2 separate regions of the Homo sapiens genome follow, and region 1 is linked to region 2. Evidence: chromatin loops called from intact Hi-C (ENCODE). Cell type or tissue: endothelial cell of umbilical vein. All regions are shown on one strand.

Region 1 (8,000 bases), 53 kb after region 2:
TGGAAATTCATCTTCTGTGCCCTGACCACCATGTGTTTGGAATTCCATATTTTATTTGTAGTGAAGATAGTGTCTCTCCTCCTTTCCCCTTTGCTCTTCCATGTCTGTTTGTTTGTTTTTTGTTGCCCAGGCTGGAGTGCAGTGGCAGGATCTTGGCTCACTGCAACCTCCGCCTCCCGAGTTCAAGCAATTATCCTGCCTCAGCCTCCTGAATAGCTGGGATTACAGATGCGCACCACCATGCCGGGGTAATTTCTGTATTTTTAGTAGAGATGGGGTTTCACCATGTTGGCCAGGCTGGTCTCGAACTCCTGACCTCGTGATCTGCCCACTTCGGCCTCCCAAAGTGCTGGGATTATGGGTGTGAGCCACCGCACCTGGCACCAGGGCAGTTTTTTAACTCCAGGAAATGAGAGTGGTGAGTGGGCAAAAGTCTTTTTATTGTTTGTTTTACAGCATTCTGTATTTTTAATTTTGAGATTTTTACCATGAGCATGTATTACTTTTATAACTTATAAAGGTAGTTCAATCTTTTCCTTAATGCTCTGTAATGGCATGGTCTTTCTCTTGGGATTTTCACACCGGCAAACTTGACTCCTGTGCATGTGGAGCATGACAGGCCTGGGGCTGCCTCCCACCTGGGACCGGCCCCACCCCAGGAAAAGCATGGCAATGGGTGGCTTAGCTGCTCCAAACTTTAGAGATAAATGAGACACTCTCTTCACCTTAATGAGACTGTCCTCCTCGTCCTCCATGCCTCTTCTCTTCATGGGTTGGCAAGGACCAAGTTTAGGGTGTGGGCCTTAGGGCAATGGGCTGAGGAGGCCACTCAGCCTTTATTTAGTTTTGGCTTAGGCCAGAGGTGCTGGGAGAGGTCTGTAGTTCAAGTGGGCTCCTGGGCAGCTCACCTGGGCCAGGGGGTCCACAGAGGGACTTGAGTCCAAAGCCCTCATTGAAAATAAATAAAACATGCTTGGCCCTGTTCTCTTTGCACAAATCTCCCTAAAGACATTTGGGCACAATAAGTGGCATAGCTAATAGCAGCGTCAGCTAGGGACTGTGCAGTCCAAGTAACCAAGCCAGAAGACTCCCATTGACCCTTCCAGATATCCCCTTTCCCCCATTTTCCCACCCCTGATGTCATGCCTAGGAGGCTGGTTTGTGTGCACTGCATCAATCAGCTCCCTGCTTCTCTGGCTTCCTGTTGGCTTTGGCCAATGGGAAGGCCCAGCAAGAGGGAGAGAGGAAAGTGAGGTCAGGGCATTTGTTCTCCGGGTTTCTCCCTGTGAGTTTTCCTGCAAGTGACTGTGTCCCTTGACCAAAAGTCATTGCTCTCCTCAAAGAATTTCCTTTATAAGACTGTCTCCTTCCAGGTTTCCCCACTGCTCCCTTCCCTTGTCCCTTTGAGCCATACAAGCCCCACATGATGGTACTACTTCCCTAATCTCCACACCTTTGCAATTTCTCTCTTTATTAAATCCTTCTCAAATTATCCAAATTTGGCTATGCCATTTGTTCAGGACCCTTCTTGATAAAGCATTTGTCTCTAAAAATATGCAGAAGCCAATTGTGGTAGTTCACGCTTGCAATCCCAGCACTTTGGGATGGGAGGATTGTTTGAGCCGCCCAGGAGTTCAAGACCAGCCTGGGCAATATAGAGAGACTCCATCTCTACAAAAAAAAAAAAAAAATTACCCCGCGTAGTGGCGCACCTGTAGTCCCAGCTACTTGGAGGCTGAAGCAGGAAGATTGCTTGAGCACCACAGTTCAAGGCTATAGTGCCTTTTGATTGCCCCTCTGAAGAACCACTGAACTCTAGCCTGGGTAACATACAGAGTCCCCATCTTCCCCATCCCCAAACAAAGAAAAGAAAAGAAAACAGAAAATGGTGAAGCTCACTCCCTGAACTGAAAACTGGAAATGTATGTAATGGGGAAAACTGCAATTACTTTTGCACCAACCGAATACATGCTTAGACTCAAGCATCCAGACATGCTTCTCCTTCCTAAGGCACTGGTGAGGCACTGTAACCAGTGTGGTGAGAGAAACAATTCTGGTCTAGTCCACATGGTTACCTGTATGTCCTACACTATTCCTATCCCACAAGATCTGGGACCTCCCCTTCTTGCTTTAGAGAACTTACTTACTACTCTTAGTCTTGGCTTTTAGTGCCTCTTTCAGTCAATTTATTTATTTATTTATTTATTTATTTATTTATTTATTTATTTATTTAGATGTAGTCTCCTCTGTCATCCAGGCTGGAGTGCAACGGTGCGATCTCCGCTCACTGCAAACTCCGCCTCCTGAGTTCAAGCAATTCTCCTGCCTCAGCCTCCTAAGTAGCTGGGATTACAGGCATCCGCCATCATGCCCAACTAATTTTTGTATTTTTAGAGACGGAGTTTCACCGTGTTGGCCACACTGGTCTTGAACTCCTGACGTCAGGTGATCCGCCTGCCTAGGCCTCCCAAGGTGCTGGGATTACAGGCGTGAGCCACCATACCCGGCCAATTGATTTCTACAGGTTCTGCATCCTTGTTCTCTAAACTGAATGATTCCAATGCCAGTTTTACCACAGATAAATGCGTGCTTGATCTTTCTGCTTGGTCTCTCCAGCTCAGCCCCCATGGGTTAGGCGTGACCACTGCTGTAGAAACTGGAGGCATACTTTGCTTTGACTGCTGCTGACAGGCTCACCTTCCACCATGACGGTAAGCTGACTGGTCACTGCCTCCCTCATTAACTCTTTCTACTTCATACGATTAAATATCTTTGCCTGGGGCTGCTCAAAATAAGCCTGTTCCTTCCGTTCCTGCTTAACATGATTTGGGAAGAAAAAGGTGGGTCTAAATTCTCCCTAAAACCCAGGAGTTCCTGCCGGCTTTTTCTTGTAGAAATACAAGGAGTTCTGCTACCCGCATAAGAAGCTTCTAAGACAATACTAAAAGAGAGGAATTCAAAATGTTCATCTTTGGAGGAGGGAAAGCAATGTTCCCAAAAATGAAGAAACCTGAATTCTAACCTGGCTCTGACACTCCTGCTCTGCAGCTTCTGAGAAGTCATTTGCCTCTGGAGGCTTCAGTGTTCCCTTTTGTAAAATGGGAGCAATTGAATAAGAGTGTCCCTTAACTTTTCCAGACTTAACATTAAAAGACCGAATGTGATCACTAAGAAGGACTAGATTATTTTAAGAATCTTAGTGTATAGTGTCATCTGTCCCGGGTGCTCTAACTCCTGTCCCAAGACAGTGGAATGACCATATGGTCCATGGAAAAACAATTTTATGGTCATTTTTCTGTACAGACAAAAATCAGTTACAGAGGAGCTACTGAAAATCAGCCCCGCAGACTTTTCATGGCCCCAACCTCTGTTAATTACTGGTAGCCAAATTGACTCTTGATTTTCAGAAAAAGCTATGACTTTCATTACCCAGGAGTTTTGTACTCTCAAAGCTGCCTGTGAAATATACTCAGAACAGGGCACAAATTAGTCGCAGTGACTGTGTTCTGGATAAATGTTGAGAAGCCATCCCAAGAGTGTCTGCTACACAGGATGCTGGATCTGGTATGTGAAAGGGAGAAGATAGACTCATCTTCCCAGTGCAGAAGGCTTTGCACCACTGCAGGCCTGGAAAGCCAGGGCTCTGTAGGACAAGGATAGGCAAATTTGCCTTCTTTCACAGGAAATGGGTGAAGCCCAGCTTGAAATTATTACTCAGACATTTTGTGCTGTGAAGGAAATGTCTTCTGATAGCACAAAGCTATTGGTTTCCTGTTGTGAACTGAGAGTTTCTGCCTTGCCCAAGAACGGACAGGAAGGGAAAGGGTGGTTGTCCCTTGGAAGTCCTTGTTGAATGAAAACGCCTGCTCAAGGTTTTCCAGGACACTCCAAACGGCCAGAGGAGAAGTTAGAGGTTGGGGAGAGGTCACATTGGTAAGGGAGGTAGTGCGTGTGGAATGAGAGTGTGGAGAGGTTGGCTGTGTCACACTTCAGCTCCACAAACATTAGTTGAGCAATACTACATGCTGTGGCATGTGCCCTGTGTCAGGTGTGTCAGCTGGCTTAGGCAGACCTTGCCCTCCAAATAACAGTCCAGTGGTGGAAACTGGTACAAAAACAATTTTTGAGCAATATGATAAGGGCTGACATGGAGCTATGCCTAGAGTACTATGGCAACATAGCACTGTACTTTGGAACAATCTTTACAACCTTTTGGCTTAGCTTACCCTTGTTTATAATGAGGGATAAGAAGTAGAACTTAAGATTTCCAAAATAGTGGTAATAACTGCTGAGCATTAACTATGTTCTCAGTGCGTTCTATGCATTTTCTCCTCTACTCCTCACAATAACCCTGTGGCGTTGGTCCTATAAGGTTTAGAAAGGATGGTAACTTGCTGAAGGTCACAATTCATAAGATGCAACACTGGATCCTGGCAACCCTCTCTTCATCCCTCCTCTCTATTCCAGAGACTCCTTTCTCCAATATATTTGGAGATGATAGGGTTTGCTATGAGCCCCGAGTCTGATCCTGAGTCGCTCTCTTGGCAGGTGTGCCCTCCTGCTTCTGTCAGTGCTGCTGTTGACAATTCCATAATATTCCATCTTCACTGCTGCGCCAGCCCCAGCAAGTTCACGGTTATCTGTGTCCACGCAGGGTTGCTTCTGCCACACTGGCCTCTGGGAGGGTGACCTGGGAAAGCCCAATCTTCACTATCCTATTGGCCTCCACAACACCACCTCATAAGGCTGTATGTGTGAGGCTCATTTTACTGAAGAGCTTGGGTAGCTAAAGGGAATTGCAACGTAGTAGAATAAATTTACAGTGGTTTGCAAAATAGGAACAGTCTCACCACCCAAAAGAATATAATCTCTCCCAAGTAGTTAAAGACCATTAGTGAGGGTGATGGTTTGTGGGCACACCCCAGTTCCCAGGATTGCTCCCCCTCTCTGAGTCAACCCTCCTCTTTCCTCCTCCATGTGTCCAGTCAGCATTTGCTACTCAAGAGGGTTATGGCCGGGCACGGTGGCTCACGCCTATAATCCAGCACTTCGGGAGGCCGAGGCGGGTGGATCACCTGAGGTCAGGAGTTCAAGACCAACCTGCCCAACATGGAGAAACCCTGTCTCTACTAAAAACACAAAAAATTACCTGGGCGTGGTGGCAGGCGCCTGTAATCTCAGCTACTCAGGAGGCTGAGGCAGGAGAATCACTTGAACACGGGAGGCAGAGGTTGTGGTGAGCTGAGTTCGCACCAGTGCACTCCAGCCTGGGCAACAAAAGCAAAACTCCTCTAAAAAAAAAAAAAAAGGTTATTGGTTGCCCTGTGATCTAGCCTCCCCTCTTCTCTCACCAGTAAGACAGTAACCTACAGAGAAGGGCAGAGAATGGACCTGAGGCTTTAGGTCCTAACTGCTACTGTTATTCTACCTAATAGCACACAAATCTTTGCCTCTTTGTGTTTGTATACCTGTGCACAGCTTCAGATTGTGAATGAAAAACAACCTTCTCTAGTACATCAAAAAAATAAAAATTAAAACCCTTCATATTTTTCTTAATGTTTGGTATACTGCATGCATGTGTTCACTCAAATATTTATAATTTCAGCCATGTGCAGTGGCTCACACCTGTAATCCCCCACTTTGGGAGGCTGAGGCAGGTGAATCACCTGAGGTCATGAGTTCGATACCAGCCTGGCCAACATGATGAAACCCTGTCTCTACTAAAAATACAAAAATTAGCTGGGCGTGGTGGAGCACACCTGTAGTCCCAGCGACTCAGGAGGCTGAGGCACGAGAATCGCTTGAACCTGGGACATGGAGGTTGTGGTGAGCTGAGATCCTGCCACTGCACTCCAGCCTGGGCAATAGAGCAAGACTCTGTCTCAAAAAAAAAAAATAAATAAAAAATAAAATAAAATTTAAAAACAAAGCAAATATTTATGAATTTCAAATAGTATTTACCAAAGGCCAAATCCTATACTAGACACAAAGAATTCAGAACAGAAATTAGTATTAATAGAATATTCCTGTGTTCTAGGAGGTAGCTCTCAGTCCATCAGAGACACTGTTTGTAGTAGACACTGTAGGTTGACTCACTCTACACATAATTCCAATTCTCCTCTCCCTTGCCCTTCTCTGTTATAGAGATTGCGGAGTGAAATATTTGTTTATCTACTCTCCCTTCTAGCTAAAAATGGCTATGAAATACAGTTCAGGTCAAGGAAATATAAACAGAAGTCTGCTGAGGGGTGTTCTGGAAAAGCTTTTGCTATAACACGAAAAGAGGGACAGCTACACACACAGCTTTTTTGCTTCCTGTCTGGAATGTAGACATGATACAGCAGCCATCTAGTGATGAAGGGGTGACAAGCCAGAGACCATGGATGGAGGAGTAATATGTAAAGTCCCTGTGTTCCTGATGACATTGGTGAGTGCATTTCCTACCTAAGAACCGCTTACGTCTGCATATCTTATTATGAGAAAAATAACCTCCACTTGTTTAAGCCACCATTTGTACTCAGGACTCTATTGCTTGAATACATTTCTAATGTATGCCTACATGAATAAAAATAGCTATGCAAGAAGTGGTATATTAACAGGCAAGAAAAATAAATCATGGGAGCATAAAAAAGAATAAGATCATGTCTTCTGCAGGAACATGGAGGAAGCTGGAGGCCACTATCCTTAGTAAACTAATGCAGAAACAGAAAACCAAATACCACATGTTCTCACTTAAAAGTGGGAGCTAAATGATGAGAACACATGGACACATAGAGGGGAACAGCACACACTGGGGCCTACTGGAGGGTGGAGGGTGGGAGGAGGGAGAGGATCAGGAAAATAACTAATGGGTGACAAAATAATCTGTATAACAAACTCCCATGACACTAGTTTACCTACATAACAAATCTGTACATGTACCCCTGAACTTAAAAATTAAAATGAAAAAAAAAAGAAATTATGGGAGCAAACAAGAGAAATCCTCCCAGAAAAAGGCAGCATTTGAGCAAATTCTTGACAGAGCAAAAAGAATTTTTCAGATGCACAAAGGCAAGAAGGTACTCTAGGCAGAAGGAAAAGTATGTGTGAATGAATAAGCCCAGTAAAGGTGCAGCAAGACAGCTCCCAGCAATTGAAGTGCAGATTATAAGTGAGAAAGATGTAGGGTCAGAGAGATAAATACAAGGGCAAAATCCAAAATCAGTTTAGACTTTATCTTTTAGCAATAGAGGATTACTTGAAAGGCTTAAAGCTGGAAGATAAATAGGGGTTTATAGTTTGGAAAGTTAACTTTGCCGGGAGGGTACGTGAGAGATGAGAGGGAATAGAGGAAAGAATGGAGGATGCTGGGAGATTATTGGAATCTTACAGGTGAGAAACAGTGAGACCTGAACTAAGGCAATGGCTTCAGGGCTCAAAGGAAGGAAAATATTTGTAAGATAAATGTTGGAATCTAATCTAAAATTGCATAGAATTATACATACACAAACATACACAAATGAATGCATATTAAAACTGGTTAAAAAAAAACAGCTGGATGTCGTGGCTCATGGTGATTACAATAAAGGGATTGTAATCCAATAAAAGGATTGGGATTACAATAAAGCCTGTAATCCTAACACTTTGGGAGGCTGAGGCGGGTGGATCACTTGAGGCCAGGAGTTCGAGACCAGCCTGGCCAAAATGGTGAGGCCCCATCTCTACTAAAAATACAAAAAATTTGCCAGACTTGGTGGTGCTGTAACCTCAGCTACTCAGGAGGCTGAGGCAGGAGAATCACTTGAGCCCAGGAGGTGGAGGTTGCAGTGAGCCAAGATCTCACCACTGCACTCCATCCTGGGCAACAGAGCATGGCTCTTTCTCAAAACAAAAAACAAAACAAAACAAAAATCTGTAGACTAATTAACAGTATTGTACCAATGTCAATGCCCTGGTTTTGATACTGTATAATAGGGTAGGTGCCAAGGCTCACGCCTGTAATCCCAACATTTTGGGAGGCC
Region 2 (8,000 bases):
GATGCTGAGATAGCCCCAGGGTTTTCAGCTTGAGACTTTTATGTCTAGAAAGAACTCTCTCTCTGTTTTCAGTCTTCCGTTTTTGTGTCTGCTGTTATGAAGACCTCCTGAAATAGCTGGCTCAGTCTCTCTCAGTCCTGTGACTCCGGAAGCCTGGTCCTGTCTCTCTGAAGTTATTTCTGGTTGGGAAGTTGGTCTCTCAGTATATCTGACTCTAGTGAGACCTGAGGGTCAAGACCCCACAGTCACTTTAGGCCACCACAGACCTCATGAGGTTGGCAAAAACAGACTTCTGTTGTCCTTATCAGTCAGTGCCAGGGGAAGGGAGAGGTCAGAGAGAGACAGCGAGACAGAGAGAGAGCATCACAAGGTCAGAGGAGGGGGCGGCCAGGATGCCCAGAAGGAAGAGTAATTCTGTATTCCCTTCCCCGCTTAGAAGTCGTAGCTTCATTCTGGGTAGCCTCGTGTGGCCATTTTGCAGCCCCGCCAGGGCAGTTCTGTGAAGCACTTTCTCTGAATTTTGCTCAACACATCCAATCAATAAGATTGAAGACACACTGCAAATGGAGCCCACCGGAAGTGAGGGCACCAGAACCACTGTGCAGGGAGTGTCACTTAAAGATGCAGCTCAGTCCTGCCTCACCAGGAGTGCAAAACCTCAACCCATTGTTCTTATCATTACCATTATGATTATTACTACTATTAACAACAACAATGATAAGAATGGTGTTATGAGTGTGAAGAGCTTGGCAGTCAAGTACAAAACTGAGGCATAGGCCGGGCACAGTGGCTCATGTCTTAGTCCCTGCACTTTGGGAGGCCAAGGCAGGAGAATCGCTTGAGCCCAGGAGTTTGAGACCAGCTTTGGCCACATAGTGGGACCCTGTCTCTACAAAAAAATAAAATAACCAGGTGTAGTAGAGCATGCCTGTCATCCCAGCTACTCAGGAGTCTGAGGTAGGAGGATCGCTTGAGCCCTGGTGGTTGAGGCTGCAGTAAGCTGTGATTACGCCACTGCACTTCAGCCTGGGTGACAGAGCGAGAACCTGTCTCAAAAAAAAACCTGTCTCGTGTGTGTGTGTGTGTGTGTGTGTGTGTGTGTGAAAAACAAAACTGAGGCTTGTATTTCCCCAAAAGAAATTAGGTGTGTTTTAATCTCTCCATATGCCAGGATTGGCATGAAGTCCAAAATCAACTATTCTTCCCTATGACCAAACATAGAGAAATCTAGGCAACTGATAGGTGTCCAAAAACAATGTTTCTTTGTGTGGGGGCATCTTTCTGTTGTTTTTTTCTTGTTTCCCCCAAAGCCACTACTGCATACTAGCCATTCCCCAACTGTCTAACAGTGAGGTTCTGGATGAAACCCTCTTGCTTGCCCAAATACTCATCCAGCAGGGTAAGTCCTCTGCAGTGGTGAGATGCTTCCATCAGTTGTGCCTTTCCTCCCAACCTGGCCACCTGGCACCTTGCTCTAGGCCTCAAGGGACCGGTATATTATGCCAAGTCCCCCACTGACACCCACACATATATCCCCTGGGAGGTTCTGACCCTTGAAGGCATGTGATCTTGTGCCCTGGTCTCCTTCCCAATCAATCTGAAGCTGCTTCCTTACCTGGGATCCAAGTCCCATCATCTAGGGTTGAGACATTTCCCTCTTCTCACTGCATTAACCTGCAACCCCTAGCCCTTGGCTAATCCATCCTGCAGGGAAGATCTATCCCCTCACACAGTAGAAGAAGTTTGCCCTTCAGAGTCTTTAATTTTCAAAAGCAAAGCCTTCCCTGGAGTCTTCTTGGTTGAATTCTCCAAGGAGCCAACTCTGAGAAAAGGAATGAGTGTAAGTAGGTGAATGGGAAGCGATCCCAGGACCCTAGTAGGGGCGGAGGGAAGTGAGACGGGGAATGGAAGGAGCCTACAAAGGGCACCTCATCACATAAATTTCCACTGTGGGCAACTGGGGCTTCATCTCTCTGGGGAACTCTGGGAGGTAACACAGAACACAAACCTCAACTGTATCCCACCTGAGGAGGGAGGGATTTGGGGTATTTATCCACCAGCTCCCACCAGTCATTGGTTGAAGATTGCTGGCGAAGAGTACGAATTCCTAAGCACTTCCAACCATGTGGGGACAGAGTGGGCTCAGGTGGCTAGGAAAGTCCCCAGTCCCCAAGCAAAAAGGATAAAAGAAAGACACAGGTGCTAGAAGTTGGAAGTCAGGTCAAAGTGCCAGGAAAAGGTAAGAGCTAAGGGGACGGGGTGGGCCAAGGGGAGTATCACTCCCACTGAGGAGAGGAAGTCCAGTCTTCATGAACACTAAGGCATGACCATCAAAGGACCTTGCAGGGGAGAGAAAAATAGTTTTCTTATTCTGCTTAAAAATCCAGGGCAGCAAATTTACTAATTAAATAACTAATGTTTATTGTTGTTGTTTGTTGTTGTTGTTGTTGTTTGAGATGGAGTCTCACTCTGTTGCCCAGGCCGGAGTGCAATGGTGCTATCTTGGCTCACTGCAATCTCTGCCACCCAGGTTCAAGCAATTCTCCTGCCTCAGCCTCCTGAGTAGCTGGGATTACAGGCGCCCGCCACCACACCCAGCTAATTTTTGTATTTTTAGTAGAGACGGGGTTTCACCATGTTGGCCAGGCTGGTCTTGAACTCCTAACCTCAGGGGATCTGCCCACCTCGGCCTCCCAAAGTGCTGGGATTACAGGCGTAAATAACTAATGTTTAAAATTCCTAATAACTCATCCTATTAAACATTTCTCATCCTAAGCATCTATTATGTATCTACCACTATATTAGGCACTTCACATTTGATATTGCTTTTAATCTCCACAACAGCCCTGCAGGACAGATCTATCCCCTCGTACAGCAGAAGAAATGGCACAGAGAGCTTGGACAGCACAGGCTCAAGATAGGGTAGCTCCTAAAAAGCTAACTGCCACTCCATTGTCAACCAGAAGGGAAAGGAACTTTTAGTCTTGCCATCTGCATGCAAACCTAGTGGATGATTAGAGAAATATAGGATAAAGAAACTACCACAGAACAACCTCAGAAATGGATACCTATGATAAATTAAGATCCCCAGAGGCAGAAACAAAGACCACCTAGATTAGACAATCTTTTTTACATATGTTTTCAGCTAAACCTAGGTTGGGCCAACCTGTGTGAACCTTCCAGGCAGTCTCATATATTTGACCTTATTTTAGCTGCGCAGCGTGCTTTGAGGTAGATCTCTCTGTTTTATGACAAAGAAAATGAGGTGCAAACAATTAGGTAAATTGCTCGAGATCATGGTTAATCTGTATCAAAGCTGGGATCAAGCCTAGCTCCAGCTCCATTCGTACTGACACACAGATACAAGCAAGCTACTGAAATGCATTACCAGGAAAGATCATGATTTCATTTTTTGAAGTTATTTTTCAAAAAAGAATGGACCACTGTCCTTGGGGAAGTCATTTGGTACGCTGCCAACACAGCCGCAAAGGGTAAGTAGGAACTAACTAGGTCTTCCGCTCATGTTCCTGTCCAGGCTAAGAAGTTAATTCTCTTCAATTGTTTCTGCCTCCTTCTTTCCTTCTTCCTTCCCTCTTGTCTCATTTGTTTTCTCCTTTTGCCTACTCTCATCTCCTTGTCTATAAGGGTCAGGATCTCTGTAAAGCTCTAACTTGGTTTCTGCTTTTTTCCTCCAGACTCCAAGATGAATCATCTGGTGCTCATGTTGCTATAATTACCGGCACATTTGTACGGTGCAGGGTGGAGGGAGAAGAGTTAGCTCACCGTGAGGCTGGGAAAGGAATGGCCTTGATCTAAGCTGCAGCCTGGTTCTAATTTTAGCAACAACGAAGCATTGGACTTCCTGGAGGTATCAGATTGCCCGTGTTCTCTGCTCCCTGAGCTGGGCTGACACTAGACATATGGAAGAGATTCAGATCACAAGAATCACCAAATCAACTCTCACCTCTGGGTCATCGTGCCCAACCTCTGTCTCAGAAAGTAGGGACAAGGTGTCTCGCAATGTCAGAGCTTAGCGATCTCCTCGTAAAACTCCTTGAGTGATACACAAAGCAGGGGTAAAGAGGAAAACAGAATTCCCCATCATGAAAGGCCAGCAGAGCCAGGTCTAGCACCCAGGTCTTCCGGCGTCCAGTCTCCGGTGTTCCTTCTGACATCACCCTCTAAAGGTTAGGGCTTTAGCCGGAGGATTTATTGTTTCCCTTTTGAAGTATGGGCCATTCAGAAATATTTCTTTTTTTTTTTTATTATACTTTAAGTTTTAGGGTACATGTGCACAATGTGCAGGTTAGTTACATATATATACATGTGCCATGCTGGTGCGCTGCACCCACTAACTCGTCATCTAGCATTAGGTATATCTCCCGATGCTATCCCTCCCCCCTCCCCCCACCCCCCACCCCACAACAGTCCCCAGAGCGTGATATTCCCCTTCCTGTGTCCATGTGTTCTCATTGTTCAATTCCCACCTATGAGTGAGAATATGCGGTGTTTGGTTTTTTGTTCTTGCGATAGTTTACTGAGAATGATGATTTCCAATTTCATCCATGTCCCTACAAAGGACATGAACTCATCATTTTTTATGGCTGCATAGTATTCCATGGTGTATATGTGCCACATTTTCTTAATCCAGTCTATCATTGTTGGACATTTGGGTTGGTTCCAAGTCTTTGCTATTGTGAATAATGCCTCAATAAACATACGTGTGCATGTGTCTTTATAGCAGCATGATTTATAGTCCTTTGGGTATATACCCAGTAATGGGATGGCTGGGTCAAATGGTATTTCTAGTTCTAGATCCCTGAGGAATCGCCACACTGACTTCCACAATGGTTGAACTAGTTTACGGTCCCACCAACAGTGTAAAAGTGTTCCTATTTCTCCACATCCTCTCCAGCACCTGTTGTTTCCTGACTTTTTAATGATTGCCATTCTAACTGGTGTGAGATGGTATCTCATTGTGGTGTTGGTTTGCATTTCTCTGATGGCCAGTGATGGTGAGCATTTTTTCATGTGTTTTTTGGCTGCATAAATGTCTTCTTTTGAGAAGTGTCTGTTCATGTCCTTTGACCACTTTTTGATGGGGTTGTTTGTTTTTTTCTTGTAAATTTGTTTGAGTTCATTGTAGATTCTGGATATTAGCCCTTTGTCAGATGAGTAGGTTGCGAAAATTTTCTCCCATTCTGTCGGTTGGCTGTTCATTCTGATGGTAGTTTCTTTTGCTGTGCAGAAGCTCTTTAGTTTAATTAGATCCCATTTGTCAATTTTGGCTTTTGTTGCCATTGCTTTGCCATTCAGAAATATTTCTAAATAATTTCCCCTACTAATTCTATATCGTTAATGAGGTAAAATTTACACACAGTGGAATGCACAGATATCATGCATATAATTTAATGAATTTTGAAAAAGGTACCACCCCTATCAAGACAAAGAATACTTCCATCACCCCCAGAAAATGCCCCCATGTTTCCCTTTCTAGTCAATTTCCCAGTCCACCCCTTAGCCAACTGCAGTTCTAATTTTTATCAACATGGATTAGTTTTGCTGATTCTTAACTTCAAATAAATGGAATCATGGTATCTGGGAGGCGGACAGGATTCTAACCCTTAGCTTCTTGCAGGTCCTATGCCTGATGGTCCCAGTTACATTTCTCCTATCCAAGCCACTTCTTGCTGGACTGAGTGGGAAGAACTCTTAACTCTGGGGCTCCATCCCCTAAGCTCATGATGTGGAAAATTTAAAATGAGGCCACAGTGATCTCTGTTGCATTTTCAACTTAGAGGACATTCAATTTAGTTTTCTGCCATGAGCCAGGCTTATACTCCTGAGAGTTCTTTATTCCATCCTTCCAGATCTCCTGGAGCAAAGTCTGTGTACATTTTAGTTACTTAATAATGACTCTTCCTCCTTCAATTAACCTGAATGTTTTTTATTTCATTACAACGCAAGCCCATTTCTACATGTTTTCTCCCCAGTGAAGCTGTTGAACAATTGGTCAATAGTACAGTAATGCAATAAGAAATCTACTTATATTTCACCCTATGATCTCACTGGGCATAGATTTTCTGTATCCATTCTGAAGAATTTGGCATTGAACATAGGTTTGTGTTACAATTGCTACATACAAACTTGAATTTGAATTATAACTCTACCAGCAACTGGTCCTATTTTCGAGTCTTGTTATTGTCTGTCCTTGGCAATGCAGTTGTCCCCGGTGGAAAGCATGTGTGCATTAGTGAGCCACACCTCCTTGAGGGTGTCTCTCACCTGGGGTCAGCTGTGCACATAGCTCCCCTAAGTAGCCTTTGCCTAATCTTGCCTTTACCTCTCTTGCCTATACCTCATGTCATAGAACTCTCATCAAAGTGCTCAAGAGCTTCTTGAAGGACACATTGTTTCTATATCCCCAGCAGTAGCCATCACCATAAAGGCTGACTCAATAAAGATTAATAAATAAATTAATCAATAAACTATCTGGCTCAGTCTGGGGAAGAGTAAGAGATGGGTTCCTCAAAAGCATTGACTCCTTCCCATAACCAGGGGTGCTCCCTTCTTGGTCCCGAGCCAGTACAGATTCAGTACAAATCCATGACCAAGATCCTCCCTATCCTTAATAAATCTTGGTCCCAGGGTAAGGGGTAGAGAACCAGAGGGAAAAATGTCTACTAAATGTTTCCAGTGTCATTAAATGGCTGGCTATCCCAGACTTCCCCTCAACCCTCTCATCTCATCTGGGTGCCCACTTTTAGGGTAATTACAACTATGCTCTCCCCAAGTTCCCTTCTTATAACTCGTCTTTTTTCTCTGTCAGAGGCTTACTTTACGTACACAGTTCGTCAGACTGCACTTATTACAAAATAAAGGAATGCTCATTCCCTAAAAAAGGTCTTCCATTTTCTTCATTCTGTATTCGGTAACCACAATCCTATCCACAAAGCACACTATTTCATTAAACGCAAGTTTCACTGAGTTCTTAGGCTCCCAGCATATATGCTTACAGCCTACTTCATTGCCTTCAGTAAAAGAAAGACATTCTAGGGTATACGGGTTTTTGGGGGGCAGTGAGGCAGTTAGGCAGAGGTTCGGGGAAGAGTGATGATGGAAGTCGGAGGAACTCCTGCAAGGGCAGCCTGTAGGCTCATCAGTCTGGAGAGACCTGGACAATGCCTGGTAGGACACTAGTGAACTCAGAAAACAGCCCTTGCAGAGTGGCATGTAAGGGGTTAAGGCCATCCAGACTTGTTTATGGAGCAAACACTGTAGATCCCAGAGGGCAGGGAGAATAAAGTTGCTAGAAAGTGCATGTAAGTCTCTTTTCCTTGTCTTGTCTTGGCTGCCTCCATCCTGGAAGTCTGGCCCTGCATCACAAGAGTTCTTAAGTTATTCCATTAAGCACGTGATTTTTATCCACAAACAAATGTTTAGCCTCTTAGATTTTCTCTGCACTCAAAAGCCAAAATGAATACCATCCTTTGCATAAAAAACAGCTGACCTGGAGCCCCAGACCATATGAGGCAGAAACTCACACTCCCCACGCTCTGCCCTAGCAGCTGTGCCCCCACGGCCTCTGAAAACTTCCCCAGGCAGTATCAGCCATCCCATCGCACAGTGCTGCAGCAGACTACAAAACAGAACTAATAAGAAATATGCACGGGTTATAAATCATGGAATCAGAGCTAGAAGGGATGTTACAAACCTTCTGATCCAACTCTTACATTTTAAAGAAGAAGAACCTGAAGGAAAGCGATTTTCCTGGGTCATGTAGCAAACAAGCAGTGAGGTAGGCTCTGGGTTGATTTGACCCCAGCTATGAAGCCATCACTTTAAGCAACATGCCGTGATGATACCAGACATGTTTTGTGAACCTTTCTAGTTAACCTACAGAGATGAGTGAAGTCCTCTGGAAACTTACAGAAACAAAAAGCAGTTCTAGGGTATACAGGTTTTGGGGGGCCAGTGAGGCAGTTAGGCAGAGGTTCGGG

What was found. A loop is a pair of places that touch in the nucleus more often than their neighbours do. Peaks named below come from ENCODE experiments on the same cell type or tissue, not always from the same donor. Only the 100,000 strongest peaks of a DNase experiment are listed, where the experiment ranks them.
Region 1: a loop joins it to region 2, with 3 times the contacts of the local background. A loop is called at or near these places in 13 of 110 quality-filtered maps.

What each region holds. Positions count from the first base shown.
Region 1 is chr15:81,035,163-81,043,162 of GRCh38, reverse strand. No RefSeq gene overlaps it. Among named protein-coding and RNA genes, the nearest start is that of TLNRD1, 38 kb to the right of the region's middle. In endothelial cell of umbilical vein, no CTCF peak of the experiment used is centred here; a DNase peak (open chromatin) is centred at 3,772; H3K27ac peaks cover 1,313 bases.
Region 2 is chr15:81,088,185-81,096,184 of GRCh38, reverse strand. No RefSeq gene overlaps it. Among named protein-coding and RNA genes, the nearest start is that of CFAP161, 42 kb to the left of the region's middle. In endothelial cell of umbilical vein, no CTCF peak of the experiment used is centred here; a DNase peak (open chromatin) is centred at 3,734; H3K27ac peaks cover 1,051 bases.